2 separate regions of the Homo sapiens genome follow, and region 2 is linked to region 1. A link is an interaction called in ENCODE POLR2A ChIA-PET data of the cell type or tissue named here. Cell type or tissue: PC-9. All regions are shown on one strand.

Evidence for each region. Peaks named below come from ENCODE experiments on the same cell type or tissue, not always from the same donor. Only the 100,000 strongest peaks of a DNase experiment are listed, where the experiment ranks them.
Region 2: POLR2A ChIA-PET joins it to region 1 with 5 read pairs; 2 of 35 experiments call an interaction of 5 or more read pairs at or near these places.

The regions. Positions count from the first base shown.
Region 1 is chr12:122,238,516-122,242,515 of GRCh38, reverse strand. VPS33A (VPS33A core subunit of CORVET and HOPS complexes) reads left to right here. Exons shown (of 13, transcript NM_022916.6): 8 at 8-134; 9 at 2,571-2,638; 10 at 3,792-3,929. Among named protein-coding and RNA genes, the nearest start is that of DIABLO, 14 kb to the right of the region's middle. In PC-9, no CTCF peak of the experiment used is centred here; no DNase peak of the experiment used is centred here.
Region 2 is chr12:122,412,949-122,416,948 of GRCh38, reverse strand. All of the region lies in intron 1 of CLIP1 (CAP-Gly domain containing linker protein 1), which reads left to right. Among named protein-coding and RNA genes, the nearest start is that of CLIP1, 7.7 kb to the left of the region's middle. RefSeq lists enhancers at 594-713, 754-813. In PC-9, no CTCF peak of the experiment used is centred here; no DNase peak of the experiment used is centred here; H3K27ac peaks cover 1,585 bases.

The DNA of each region.
Region 1 (4,000 bases):
ATTTCAGGAAAGACACAATGCTAAGACCGTGGGGGAGATCAAGCAGTTTGTTTCCCAGTTGCCCCACATGCAGGCAGCAAGGGGCTCGCTTGCAAACCATACCTCAATTGCAGAATTGATCAAAGATGTCACTAGTGAGTATCCTTTGTAATGATTGTTTCAGTCTGGGGCTACTTGCACATACAACGTTTGACACCTAGGTCATCAACACCACAATGCCTCTTCGGGAGAGTCAGCTCTGTCTTAATACCACGTGTTCTTCTCAGTGTTAATGAAGTATACATATGTTAATAGTTAAGGATATTCCAGGCGGGGCATGGTGGCTCATGCCTGTAATCCCAGCACTTCGGGAGGCCAAGACGGGCAGATCACTTGAGGTCAGGAGTTTGAGACCAGCCTGGCCAACATGATGAAACCCCATGTCTACTACAAATACAAAAATTAGCCAGGCACAGTGGTATGCATCTGTAGTCCCAGCTACCTGGGAGGCTGAGGCAGGAGAATTGCTTGAACCTGGAAGGCGGAGGTTGCAGTGAGCCGACATCACGCCACTGCACTCCAGCCTGGGTGACAGAGTGAGACTCCATCTCGAAAAACAAAACAAAAAGAATGTTCCATTTGTTGGCCAGGCATGATGGCTCACATCTGTAACCCCAGCACTTCGGGAGGCTGAGGCAGGCAGATCACTTGAGTCCAGGAATTGAAGACCAGCCTGGGCAACATGGCGAAACCCTGTCTCTACTAAAAATACAAAAATTAGCTGGGCATGGTGGCACATGCCTGTAGTTACAGCTACTCAGGAGGTTGAGGCATGAGAATCACATGAACCCTGGAGGCAAAGGTTACAGTGAGCTGAAATCACGCCACTGCACTCCAGCCTGGTTGAGCGAGACTCCATTAAAAAAAAAAAAGACTGGGCGAGGTGGCTCATGTCTGTAATCCCACCACTTTGGGAGGCCGAGGCAGGTGGATCGCCTGAGGTCAGGCATTCGAGACCAGCCTGGCCAACATAGTGGAACACCATCTGTACTAAAAATACAAAAATTAGCCAGGTGTGGTGGCGGGCACCTGTAATCCCAGCTACTCAGGAGACTGAGGCAGGAGAATTGCTTGAACCGGGAGGCAGAGGTTGCAGTGAGCCAAGATTGCACCACTGCACTCCGGCCTGGGCGACAGAGCAGGACTCCATCTCGAAATAACGAAAGAAAGAAAAAGAGAAAGAGAGGAAGGGTCCATTTTTTAACTCAAATTTTTTCATTATCATTTATATGAAAAATATTTGGAATGTAGATAAGAGAAAAAAATTATCCATAAGTTTGCCATCATAATCTGAGATGGTTAATTTTTTTAGTCTAGCTTTTTTTCTTTTTTTTTTTTTTTTGAGACGGAGTTTCACTCTTGTTGCCCAGGCTGCAGTGCAATGGCACAATCTTGGCTCACCGCAACCTCTGCCTCCCGGGTTCAAGTGATTCTCCTGCCTCAGCCTCCCAAGTAGCTGGGATTACAGGTACTTGCCACCACGCCTGGCTTATTTTCTATTTTTACTAGAGATGGTGTTTCACCATGTTGGTCAGGCTGGTCTCAAACTCCCAACCTCAGGTGATCCGCCTGCCTTGGCTCCCAAAGTGCTGGGATTACAGGCATGAGCCACCGCGGCCAGCAGCTTTTTTCCTTTTTTGAAGGATTACTTATTGGCGCATGTTCTTCCCTTGAATATTCTGTGCAGAATTGGTACAAAGAGTATATGTTGAGTATTTTGAAAGAGCTCAGAAGACATCTATTAAAGCAGACATGAGTTTGTTTGTTTGTTACAACACAGGGCTGTAAAAGCTGAGTAGGAGATTGTTTTATGAAGTATACTTCGAATCTTAAGTAAATCACAGTTATCGGAAAATCAGTCCTTTGTTTCCCTGTTCATAGGAGTGGAAACCAGTTGAAATTGGGTTGAACCTAATGATGAAAATGAAATGTTCTTGAGAAATTAGCTTTCATTCATACTGACGCTCATTCTGGGGTCTGTACTGAAATCCTAAGGATACAAAAGAGTGCACTTGTCGACTGTATCTAGTGTAACTTAGGAGTGCAGAGGCCTAGCGTTTTCCATGTTTCCTAAAAGATTTTCTTCAGGTGATGACTTGAACTTATTGCTTGCTTGCTTTTTTGCATGATGTCTGGTTTCTTTTCTTTTGAGACAGAGTCTCGCTCTGTTGCCCAGGCTGGAGAGCAATGGTGTGATCTTGGCTCACTGTAACCTCCGCCTCCCCGCCTCAAGTGATTCTTGTGCCTTAGCCTCCCGAGTAGCTGGGACTACGGGTGTGTGCCACCATACCCAGCTAATTTTTGTGTTTTTGGTAGAGATGGGGTTTGGCCATGTTGGTCAGGCTGGTCTTGAACTCCTGGCCTGAAGTGATCCACCCACCTCGGCCCCCTACAGTGCTGAGATTACAGGTGTGAGCCACCGTGCCCAGCCACATGTCTAGTTTCTGAATCGTGCTCTGTGTATAAAAGCATGCCACTCAAGTAAATTAACATTTAATTTCTAAGTTGCAAATTTGCTAATTTCATTTTAGCTTCTGAAGACTTTTTTGATAAATTAACCGTGGAACAGGAGTTTATGTCTGGAATAGACACTGATAAGGTATGTGGACAAAAAAACCTCTTTAACAAGTAATTGAAAGCTTATTAAACCTCAGATTATAGCCAGAAAACCAATTGCTTTGATTCCCATGCCTTGCCTTTTTTTTTTTTTTTTTTTTTTTTTTTTTTGAGACGGAGTCTCACTGTGTGTCACCCAGCTTGCTCTGTTGCCCAGGCTGGAGTGCAGTGGCGCCATCTCTGCTCACTGCAAGCTCCGCCTCCCGGGTTGACGCCATTCTGCCTCAGCCTCCCGAGTAGCTGGGACTACAGGCGCTCACCACCACACCTGGCTAATTTTTTGTATTTTTAATAGAGACGGGGTTTCACCATGTTAGCCAGGATGGTCTCGATCTCCGACCTTGTGATCCGCCCACCTTGGCCTCCCAAACTGTTGGGATTACAGGCGTGAGTCACTGCGCCCGGCCACTTAAATATTTTTAAGAGCAAATGCAAAATGTGCAAGTGTAGATTTTATCAAGTAACAGATATTTAACATTATTCTGTGCAAGACACTTTCTGCCATACATGGCAACATGAGACCTGGCCCCTAAAATCAAATCTTTTTAAGACTGTATTAGATAAGGTATTTGCTCTTTTGAAAGAGTTTCTTATATAACTCCTTTAAATAGCTCTATTAACAAATTTTAAATTATTCACTTTATGAAAATTCCTAACATAAAACAATTACTGATACTTTTTGCTAGATTAGTTGTTGATACTATTGAAATGGAGTAGACATCTGGTAGCCTCTCAGAAGCGTGTCCTTAGAGACAGACGTGTCCAGACAGGCATATGGAGTGACCAATTGTATTCTCAGCGGCCTTGGGCTCCAGTGACTTGGCCTGATCACTGGGGGGTGTGTGTGTGTGTGTGTGTGTGTGTATGTATGTATGTGTGTGTGGGGTGTGTGTGTGTGTGTGGTGGCCAGGGTGTGTGTGTGGCTGGGGCTAGCAGAGCTATTTCGGGGAAGGGTTAGGGACTGTGGAAAAATAACTCATTTTCCCACGTATCTCCTTTATTGGACTTTGAAAAATAATAATAAACATCAAGTTAAGTTCCTAAACCATGTATTGTGTGTGTGTGTGTGTGTGTGTGTGTGTGTGTGTGTATGTATATGTAAATGTATATGTATATGTATGCTACTTTATTTCCAGGTCAACAATTACATTGAGGATTGTATCGCCCAAAAGCACTCGTTGATCAAGGTGTTAAGACTAGTTTGCCTCCAATCCGTGTGTAATAGTGGGCTCAAACAAAAAGTTTTGGATTATTACAAAAGAGAGATTCTCCAGGTGAGTATATTTTTAAATTATTAATTTGCCAAGGGGGACAGCATCTTTTTAAAAAATACTTCATGGGCCGG
Region 2 (4,000 bases), 170 kb before region 1:
TGTGATCCACCACACCTGGGCACCATGTTATTGTTATAATTATTTTTTGAGATGGAGTGTCGCTCTTGTTGCCCAGGCTGGAGTGCAATGGCGTGATCTCTGCTTACTGCAACCTCTGCCTCCTGGGTTCAAGCAATTCTTCTGCCTCAGCCTCCCAAGTAGCTGGGATTACAGGCATACACCACCACACCCGGCTAGTTTTATATTTTTAGTAGAGATGGGGTTTCACTGCGTTTGTCAGGCTGCTCTTGAACTCCTGACCTCAGGTGATCTACCCACTGCAGCTTCCCAAAGTGCTGGGATTACAGGTGTGAGCCACTGCTCTCGGCCACCATGTTATTTTTAATTAATTTTTTGAGAAGGGGTCTTGTTATATCGCCCAAGCTAGACTCAAATTCCTGAGCTTAAGTGATCCTCTCATCTCAACCTCCCCAGTAGCTGGGACTGTAGGCTTGTACTACTGTGCTGACTATGTCATGTTATTAATGATTTTGATGAAGATAAAGATATGGGGGAAAATGAGGCTCAAAGAATTTCCCTAATTTGCCTAAAAGTCCACACAGCTAGTGAATAGAAATTGAGCCCAGTTTAGGTTATTTTAAGTAATGTACAGAATACCTTGGCAATGGCACAAAGGCCAGCCCAGTACTTGATGTTCAGATGTGCTATTGAGTGTATACTTTCCTATTTCTATCCATCTGTTCAGGACTGTTCAGGACTTTTTTTTTCTATCACCCAGGCTGGAGAGCAGTGGCGCTATCTTGGCTCACTGCAACCTCTGCCTCCCGGGTTCAAGCGATTCTCTGCCTCAGCCTCCTGAGTAGCTGGGATTACAGGCGCCTGCCACCACGCCCAGATAGTTTTTGTGTTTTTAGTAGAGACAGGGTTTCACCATCTTGGCCAGGCTGGTCTTGAACTCCTGACCTCATGATGCACCCACCTCAGCCTCCCACAGTGCTGGGATTACAGGCATGAGCCACCGTGCCAGGCCCAGGATCTTGCTTAACTTTGGGAGGCCTGATAACTTGATATTGGTGTATATAGCTTTTTCCTGGAATTGCGCACCTTGTAACAAAGCCGTCCTTTTTAGTCTTAAAGTTTTATAGTTCAAAATCTATGGGTTTTTTTTTGAGATGGAGTCTCCCTCTGTCACTCAAGCTGGAGTGCAGTGGCACGATCTTAGCTCACTGCAACCTCTGCCTCCCGGGTTCAAGCAATTCTCCTGCCTCAGCCTCTTGAGTAGCTGGGATTACAGGCACACTCCACCACGCACGGCTGATTTTTGCATTTTTAGTAGAAACAGTGTTTCACCATTTTGGCCAGGTTGGTCTCAAACTCCTGACCTCAGGTGATCCACCCGCCTTGGCCTCCCAAAGTGGTGGGATTACAGGCGTGAGCCACTGTGCCTAGCCAAAATCTATGTTTAATAGAAAACTTTAGATAACACTTTTTTTTTTTTTTTTTTTTGAGATGGAGTCTCACTCTGTCGCCCAGGCTGGAGTGCAGTGGCGCCATCTCGGCTCACTGCAAGCTCCGCCTCCCAGGTTCACGGCATTCTCCTGCCTCAGCCTCCCGAGTAGCTGGGACTACAGGCGCCCGCCACCACACCCGGCTAATTTTTTTGTATTTTTAGTAGAGATGGGGTTTCACTGTGTTGGCCAGGATGGTCTTGATCTCCTGACCTCGTGATCCGCCCGCCTCTGCCTCCCAAAGTGCTGGGATTACAGGCGTGAGCCACTGCGCCCAGCCACTTTTCAATCTTAATTGGAAAGCAGTGTCAGTCGTCAGTATTTGCCAAGATACGAGTTTTTAGATAGCTGTTTAGGGAGGCTTTAAACTATTAACAGCGTCTTATGTTTTTTTAAAAAATTATTTATTATTATTATTTTTTGAGACAGAGTCTCACTCCGTCGCCGAGGCTGGAGTGTACTGGTGTAATCTTGACTCACTGCAGCCTCCACCTCCTGGGTTCAGAGGATTCTCATGCCTCAGCCTCCTGAGTAGCTGGGATTATAGGCATGCGCCACCATGCCCAGCTAATTTTTTTTTAGCATTTTTAATATACATAATGTGTTTCCCATATAGGCGGAACTCAAAGAATCCGTATGCTTTAAGTTGGCATTTGAGTTACAATGCACTCTTAAGGGAAACCATAATGACCGATGGTACTGTACAAGAATTTTGGGCTGGGCGTGGTGGCTCATGCCTGTAAATCCCAGCACTTTGGGAGGCCGAGGCGGGTGCATCACAAGGTCAAGAGATCAAGACCATCCTGGCCAACATGGTGAAACCCCGTCTCTTCTAAAAATACAAAAAATTAACCAGGCATGGTGGCAGGTGCCTGTAATCCCACCTACTTGGGAGACTGAGGCAGGAGAATCACTTGAACCTTTGAGGTGGAGGTTGCAGTGAGCTGAGATTGCGCCATTGCACTCCAGCCTGGGCAAAAAGATAGAAACTCCGTCTCAAAAAAGAAACAACAAAACAAAACAGATATTTGGCCAGGTGCAGTGGCTCATGTCTATAATCCCAGCACTTTGGGAGAGTAAGGCAGGAGGATCGCTTGAGTCCAGGAGTTTGAGATCAGCCTGGGCAACACATTGAGACTTCCGTCTCTACAAAAACTTAAAAAAACTAGCTGAATATGATGATACATGCCTGTAGTCCCACCTACTTGGGAGGCTGAGGCAGGAGGATCTCTTAAACCCAAGAAATCTGATCCCAGGAGGCTACAGTGAGCTGTGTTCACGCCACTGCACTCCAAGCTGGACAACAGAGTGAGACCCTGTCTCAAAAAAAACAAACAAACAAAAAACAAACCCCCAAAACCAAAGTACACATATTAAAGTGTACAATTCAATCAAAATTAAAAAATAAAAACAATTTCAAGGAAGAGTGACCTCTTCAGGTTTCAATCAAGGGAACAGAGGGAGACTTTTTTTGTTGCTTGTAGTTTGTCAGAGTGTAATTAGCCAACCTTGAATTTGGCTAGGACATCTGGGGTAATATCCTGGCCCTGGCACCAAGTACCAAGGAATCTTGGCCACAATGAGTAAAGAGCTTTTTTTTTTTTTCTTTTAATCTCCATATGGCACTTCCAGAAGGACATATTCCACTAGCACTAACTCAATGGGTGGGTCTACTTTTTAATTGTCTATTTATTGTGGTTCAGCAACAAAATCTTAAAAGTATGCTTTCAAAATCTCTCAAAAGAGGAAGTAGTCATATTACAGAATCCCTATTGGGAACCCTCCTTGGTGTCTCTTACCCTGGGGAAGTTTATTCTCATCCACCTCTTTGCAGGAATGCTAATGAGACTACAGGCAGACATTTTGCTGCCCTAATGTTTTCTATAAGCGTAAGCTCTAAAATACTTCCGACTTGAATTAAGCAGTTTGGTGTTTGTTTGCTCCTTTGCTTACTTATGTCTAAGTATGATTTGGATAGATCCCAGTTTAACTCTGCCCCTTTTTAACACTTAAAATTGCCGAGTCCTTGATTTATAATATCTTCTCCGAAGTTAAGGCCCAGAAGATCCAGATGTTCAGGGTGTGCAAATCATCCAAAACTTGGGTTTGATGTATAAAGGGAGGCAATATAATAAGTCTTTTTCCCCCCGATTCTAAAAATCCCTTCTTTTACTCAAGTATTGTAGTGAAATATTTGGCATATTCTCCCCCTCTTCTCAGGAAAGATAAGAGTCAGTAGGGATGTTTTCCTGAAAATCTTTTAATCAAGGCCTTTGACCTCTTGCCTCCTCTCTCTTCCTGATTTACCCCATATAATGACTTTTTATTAGAGACATTATGTTCTAATACCTTAAAGCAGGAAGGGACCTATTTAGACTTTTCCTTTCTAGACCGTAAATAAACTTTATAAGCAGGGTGATTTTTTTTATAGCCTAAGTGAAAGAAAACTTATTGCCTGGGTTTCTGAAAAGTGGGTGTCTTTATTACATGAAACCATGTGACTAGTTTCTGTTGAAAGGGATACGTAGCTT